Regions from separate parts of the Homo sapiens genome. Here region 2 is linked to region 1. A link is a contact called in ENCODE Hi-C or POLR2A ChIA-PET data. All regions are on one chromosome and are shown on one strand. Each heading gives the region's core, a stretch centred on a gene start or an enhancer-like site at or near the end of the contact. The rest is flanking DNA. Distances are from core to core; before and after follow the strand shown.

What was found. A loop is a pair of places that touch in the nucleus more often than their neighbours do. ChIA-PET counts read pairs that join two places held with the same protein, here RNA polymerase II (POLR2A). Pooled maps may share reads with other maps.
Region 2: a loop to region 1 is called in a map of PC-9, with 4 times the contacts of the local background. The contact joins two enhancer-like sites. A Hi-C loop is called at or near these places in 5 of 168 maps with a recorded cell type or tissue (Calu3, PC-9, mammary epithelial cell and 1 more), 12 of 37 single-sample maps with no recorded cell type and 12 of 50 pooled maps. POLR2A ChIA-PET finds 5 or more read pairs at or near these places in 3 of 52 experiments (GM12878, MCF 10A and activated CD4-positive, alpha-beta T cell).

What each region holds. Positions count from the first base shown.
Region 1 is chr12:94,760,942-94,764,512 of GRCh38, forward strand. No RefSeq gene overlaps it. Among named protein-coding and RNA genes, the nearest start is that of MIR492, 72 kb to the right of the region's middle. RefSeq lists a silencer at 1,578-1,627 and an enhancer at 1,948-2,007. Within about 2 kb of position 1,815, at least 7 of the 41 ENCODE cell types and tissues checked have a DNase peak (open chromatin) inside an H3K27ac peak, as active enhancers do; they include GM12878, PC-9 and mammary epithelial cell, where a contact is called at or near this core.
Region 2 is chr12:94,619,994-94,623,564 of GRCh38, forward strand. All of the region lies in intron 1 of TMCC3 (transmembrane and coiled-coil domain family 3), which reads right to left. Among named protein-coding and RNA genes, the nearest start is that of TMCC3, 29 kb to the right of the region's middle. RefSeq lists enhancers at 1,270-1,389, 1,730-2,049. Within about 2 kb of position 1,843, at least 13 of the 41 ENCODE cell types and tissues checked have a DNase peak (open chromatin) inside an H3K27ac peak, as active enhancers do; they include GM12878, PC-9 and mammary epithelial cell, where a contact is called at or near this core.

The DNA of each region.
Region 1 (3,571 bases), core at 565-3,064:
TAGATTGCAACATTCTTTCAAAGTAATTTGAAATCTTATTTAAAACATTTGTCTAACATGCAGACCCTATGATTCAGCAATTCTGCTTCTAGGAATGCGTCCTAATAAACATGGACACAAAGAAATATGTACAAGACAATCTTTCTAGTGATGCCTATAATAATAAAAGCTACTAAAACCACAAATGTCCATTCATAATGAGCTGTGAGTAAATTATGTTATAAAATGGAATAGTATGCAGTCATTAAAACTGATAACACAGTTATTTTGATTTAGAAATATATTTATGTTATTAAAGAAAAAGGTAGGTTATGAAACTATATATTATATAGCATGTGATGTCACTTTTGTTAATACATACACAATGACCATAAATTAAAATGTGTTAAGCAATTTATACACACCTACACACACATATAAATCGAAAAAGTGTCTCTAATTCTCTTTAAAATACTCCAGCACAAACAGTATGGTATATAGGTGTATGAGTCTTAATTTATACTCTAGGGGCAGTTGCTTAGCATTTGAAAGACTTTAACAAAAAATTGGTATTTCCAAAAAAATTGGCTATTATAAGGCTTCGGCTGCCTTTATCTTTAATAAACATCAGACGGTTTGTTAATAAGCATAGTGGATATTAGAAATTATTTTGGATGAAAATAGGTGTTCAAAATACAGTTATGCACTGCTTAACTACGTTTCAGTCAATGGACTGTGTAGAAACAATGGTGGCTCCTTAAGATTATAATGGAGCTGACAAATTCCCATCCTCCTCTAGTGACTCACAGCCGTCATAATGCTGCAGCGTAATACATTACTCATGTGTTTGTGGTGTTGCTGGTGGAAACCAACCTACTACTCTTCCATTTGTGTAAAGTGTAGCACATACAGCTATGTACAGTACATAATACCTGATAATAAAACAACTATGTTACCAGTGTATGTATTTACTATGCTATACTTTTTATTGTTATTTTAGAGTGTACTCCTTCTACTTATGAAAAAAAGAGGTTAACTGTAAAACAGCTTCAGGCAGGTCCTTCAGGAGATATTCCAGAAGAAGGCATTGTTATCATAGGAAATGACAGCTTCAAATGTGTTATTGCCCCTGAAGACCTCCCAGTGGGACAAGACGTGGAGGTGGAAGACAGTGAAACTGATGATCCTGACCCCGTGTAGGCCAAGGCTAATGTGTGTGTTCGTGTCTTAGTTTATAACAAAAAATTGAAACAGTAAAAATATAAATAATAGAAAAAAGCTTACAGAATAAGGATATAAAGAAACTATTTTTTGTATAGCTATCCAATATATTTGTGTCCTAAGTGTTATTATGAACGTGTCAAAAGTTTCTTAAAATTTATTTTTAAAGTTACAGTAAGTTAAGGTTTATTATTAAAGAAAAAATTTTAAATGAATATAGTGTAGTCTTAGTATACAGCGTTTAAAGTTTACACTTGTGTGAGTGGTCACATTCACTTACCACTCACTGATTCACCCAGGGCAACTTCCAGTCCTATAAACTCCCTTCATGGTAAATGCCCTATACAGGTGTGCCATTTTTAATCTTTTATAACCCACTGTGTTTTTACTGTACCTTTTCTGTTTAGATATGTGTAAATACACAAATACCACCATGTTACAACTGCCTATTCAGTATGGTAACACTTTGTATTGGTTTTTAGCCTAGGAGCAACAGGCTACAGCATATAGTGTAGGTGTGTAGTAGGCTATGCCATCTAGGTTTGTATAAGTACACTATGATGTTTACACAATGACAAAATTGACTAACGATACATTTCTCAGACCATATCCCTGTTGTTAAGCAATGCACGACAGTGCAGTAAGGGCTCACTTCATGTCATCAACAGGAAACTGCAACTTTCAGTGAAACAACATATAGTGAAACTGATTTTGCCACAGGCTAATTGAGATCAACAAGAGCTAAGTTCTTATGGCATATTTCTGATCACAAAAAAAATCACAAAACTTCTAAATAAAAACCAAAACATTTATAATATTAAACACTGAAATACATGTGAGCTATACATACATTTAAGTAAGGTTAATAAACACAAGGAAGATAATTATTTGCCCAGTTATTCCTGTTTCAGGGTCAAGGGTAGCTGGAGCCTGTCCCGGCAGCTGAGGCTGCAACATTGGGACCCATCCTGGACAGGATACATCCCCTAGCAGGGTGCACTCAGACCCACACCCCCACCACACACACCCCTGCCACACACACACACACACACACGCTCTCTCTCTCTCACTCAGGCTGGGACCACATGCCAGTTAACCAAACATGTACATCTCTGCGATGTAGGAGGAAATTGGGAGACCTGGAGAAAACCCATGCAGATGTGGGAGGATGTGCAAACTCCACACAGACAGGGGCCCCAGCCAGGAACAGACTTTCTCATCAAGGTGATCATGAAATGACACCGATTGAAATGACATCATTTGAGGACTTGCTGTATATGGATCAGCTGGAAATGCTGTACAGGCCACTCCGCCTTCTTATGACCAGGGTGTGAGAATTCAGCAACGCCAGCAGCCTCCATCCCTCCAGTCTTACGTTATGGAGGATTCTGTGGCCTGCGTGACTCTAAGTAAAGTTAGCTCAATGCTATGGCTACAACACTGCTGCTGCACAGGCCACAGGAGAGCCTTTCATGCAAGGTGTTTGTCTAAGCGGCTGAAAGCTGGGAGCTTGGGCCTCTCCAGCGCAGTTTACAGCACAGGCTGTGTGCCTGCTTGGTCATGCATGTTTGTCCCCGTAGCAGGATTGGTTTGAGAACTGCTCTTGCTTTCTCCTTTCACCCTTACAGAGGTTGTGGAGTAGAGATCTGTCATCACTGGAGGCTCCTGGTATCAACCATACATAACCTATTAGCTGTGAACCACTAAACTGGCTTAGGTCAGTTTACCACAAAGGCTGTGTATGCCTGAACTTCAGCAGTGATTATCTACAGATGGTGGGATTATACAATTCCAACCCCCACCCCCCAACTCCCTTTGTGCTTATCTGTTTTCTAATTCTTCCTATAATATGTATGTATTTGTACAAGGTGGGTGGGTCACTTGAGGTCAGGAGTTCAAAACCAGTCTGGCCAACATGGTGGAACCCTGTATCTACTAAAAATACAAAAAAAATTAGCGGGGTGTGGTGGCAGGTCCCTGTAATCCCAGCTACTTGGGAGCCTAAGGCAGGAGAATCTCTTGAACCCGGGAGGTGGAGGTTGCAGTGAGATGAGATCCCACCACTGTACACCAGCCTGGGCAACAGAGCAAGACTCTGTTGAGAGAGAGAGAGACAGAGAGAGAGAGAGAGAGAGAGAGACGGAGAGAGAGAGAGAGAGAGAGAGAGAGAGAGAGAGAGAGAGAGAGGTATTATTTAAATAATAAATAAATAACAAGAGACTTAAGTAAACTGCACAGACAGCACTGTCACCACCTACTGGCAAAAACAGAGAAAGACCATTGTAGGTGAACGCTGACTGCTTAACAGCAGAGAAGGCGGCTTGCAGTTAGACTTTTCAGTTTCCAGTTGTTTTTAACTTCGAAGTATAAC
Region 2 (3,571 bases), core at 593-3,092, 140 kb before region 1:
TCTCTACTAAAAATGCAAAATTAGCTGGGCGTGGTGGCGGGTGCATGTAATCACAGCTACTGGGGAGGCTGAGGCAGAAGAATCGCTTGAACCCGGAAGGCGGAGGTTGCGGCGAGCCAAGATAGTGCCATTGCACTCCAGCCTGGGCAACAAAAGCGAGACTGTCTCAAGAAAAAAAAAGAAACATAACATTATTATCATTGCTATCTCTGGGGAAAAGGACAAGAAGCTGGAAAAAGACACTTTAATTTTGCTTTAAGCCCTTTAGTACTGTGGAAATTTTTTTTTTTTAATAATTATTATTTTTTTTTTGAGACAGAGTCTTGCTCTGTCGCCCAGGCTGGAGTGTAATGGCGCGATCTCGGCTCACTGCAACCTTCGCCTCCCAAGTTTAAGCGGTTCTCCTGCCTCAGCCTCCCGAGTAGCTGGGATCACAGGAGCCCACCACCATGCCCAGCTAATTTTTGTATTTTTAGTAGAGACAGGGTTTCACCATGTTGGCCAGGCTAGTCTTGAACTCCTGACCTCAGGTGATCCATCTGCCTCGGCCTCCCAAAGTGCTGGGATTACAGGCATGAGCTACTGTGCAGGGCCTGTGGAATTTTTTTTTTTTCAAATGAATTCACACTTAAGCTACTTAATAGAAAAAAATGTGAACCTTTATCATTTAGAGCTACTAAACACTTCATTAAACAATATCACTTAATCTTTGCTAAACACGAACTAGAAAAACTAGGCACAAATAGAAACTGTATAGACCAGATATACATTAGAATGGGTCTGCTTTAGCAGTTAATGGTTTAATCATTAACCAGGTCAGGGTATTTTTCTCTAAGGCACTTTATGTGTTGCTGACTCTTCTACAATCTAAGTGGCTCAATGTAAACCATTCCCCTTGTGCTAAACATGCGTGTTTATACTTAAAGTCGATTTCACTGAGGAAATTAGGGTAGGGTCAGTTTGTAAGGTTTTGCCCTAAACCTTAAAAAGAACACAAAATCCTTCAGGTCTTAAGCAAGATTGATGCCCAGGCCCTATGAAGGACACATTGAATCTTCTGTATATTTTTTAACAAGCTCCACAGGTAATTTGGATGTGGCTGGCATTGCCTCGTGCACACCTAAAGTAACCATGCTTAGAAAACGCTGTGTTATCCAAAAGAAACACAGCACAGAGAATTCTATGAACAAACTATTGCAGTACTCTAAGATTTTAAAATAAGTAACTTTCTCAAACACTGATATGGGGTTTAGAGTTAACACTGCGGGTAAGCAAACCCACCAGGCTCTCTCAGTTGACACAGCTCTTCTGGCTCCTTCGAGGAAGTGAGGACCAGTATGTGGAAGAGCCTTTGGGGCTGGTGTTTCTCAAGCTACAGCTTCAGGCAATCTCAGGGACAGAACCTGGACTGTGCATCTGACAGCCGCCTTTCTACCTCCCACCTCCACCCCATTCTTATGTCCAAGTAGTTTGAAACTATTGAGCTAGATCAGTATATCCCGAACACCAAATTGTTAAGAGTGGATGGAGCCCCAGTGATCTTTCCCACTCCCCAGACCAGTGAATCAGGAAATCTCTACTGGAGGTTCTGCAGTACCCCAGGTTCTTTATCTAAACAGGAAAGTTAGGAAACACCAATTTAGGTCAAACTCATTTTAAGATAAGGAAATCAAGGCCCAAGAAGTTTAAGTGATTTCACCAAGGACTTATAGCTGATTAATGATAGCTGGGAGCTGTGAAACCTGGTGAGCTAATTCTTCCCTCTTAGACCAATACTGCTTGTTATATTATGTGTAATCATGAGAGCCCCAGTATCTGTGCAGTTTCTGATTCACCAGGAAGAGGCCCCAAGTGATTAATAAAGCCTGAACCCAGGGGCATGTCAGAACGCACCACTGGTTTAAAGGATGACTGACATGGTAAAGTGTCCAACGTCAACCTGCCCTCGGAATTCTTTCACTTTCAGTATCAGTAGGAGAAATATACAATTGTACATTTCATAGAAAAGTAAACCCAGCCCCACACAGTTAACAACCAGGTGAAGCGGGAACACAGGACAATTCAAAGTTTTCGGATCACACCATTTCTTGGTCAAATATTAGTACCTTCAGCAAAAGACCTCTAATTACCACACACTTTTGGTTATGGCAACAGCCTGCTCCTTACTTTTGGGAGAGAGGAGTACTCCACACCCATGGCCTGAAACCAGGATCTCCAAACCCATCAAAGAGAAACATGGATGGGAAACCAAACCCCCCAAGCTTGGAAAGCATCCAGCAAGCTTTAATTCAGGGAGAGTTCAATCGAGATATAATTGCCTCTAATTGGCCCTCCCACACGATCTCACAACATACAGCTATAATCAGTTCCACAAAGAATATGTTATATTTCTTTTCTCCCTTGAAAAGCCAGAATCCTCTCTTGTTAGGTACTTACCATCACTGTTTTGATTTTTGTAAATATACCGAGACATTAAAAAAGGAAGAATGAATGGGTAAAAGCAAAGAAGTAGATGGATTTCTTTTTTAAAATAAGCACTGATCCCTATGACCTTAATGATAACCCAGTGCGATTCAAATCTGTAATGGAGACTGATGTCGACTCAGGAAACCTTTCTAGTCCAGGGCACATGTGATCCAAAAAACACATTCATCTGGTCGGACATTTTCCATACTCTGATTTTTATCTTTCTTGGCATGCTCAACTCTCCTTTAATAAAGTCACAACCCTTTGTTGCCATGGAACCCAATCAGACACGGAGCCTGTTACTATGACTTCCCTGCAGATATAAAAAAAGACCCAGTGACCAAAAGACCAGCTCTTTCTTAAAAAAAAAAAAAAAATTACAAGGCAAAGAGGCTCCAAAAAAACCTCAACACTTCTGTATTTACTGAAGTTTAATCTTTTATGTAGGCTCACCTGAACTCTTCAGCCAAAGCTAGCTCATGTTTCAGCTGGAACTTTCCAAAGAAAATGATTTTACAAATAAATACCTAGGCAAAGAAGGTAAAAAATATTCTTGGGATATCTTACTTTTCTTCTTCTTCTAGGCAAGCTTTCTGAAATTTGAGTAGCTGTTTAGCAAACATGTGTCAATCAGCAGCTGCCAAATTGCAATATTCATTTCCATCAATACTTAATGTTGCCAAGAGCTCATTATTTCTCTGAAAAGAAAAGATATTCTAAACAATACAATCAATCCTGTGTTCTGGACCTGGACTAAATCTGCAGGAAAAAAAAAAAAAATCTGAGACTAAGCAGAGTGGACTGAGCAGAGCTACTTAAGGGAAGAGAATTAACATTTGTTGAGTGCCTACCATGAGCTGGGCACTTTTACGTCATCACGTCAGGACCCTGTAACTGAGGCAATGCCACCTCTGTTTGGCAGATGAGGGACCAAGGCTCAGAAAGCTTAAGTACTTAAGCAGCTTGTTCAAGCTACCAGGCTAGAATGCTGCCTGGCTCCCAAAGCCAGAGCTATTCCTTCATTCAACCAGCACTTATTTCTGCTCTCACAGGTGTTGTACATTTTGTTATGCTTCTTATTCTTCAGGAGCGAATTCACAGCCTG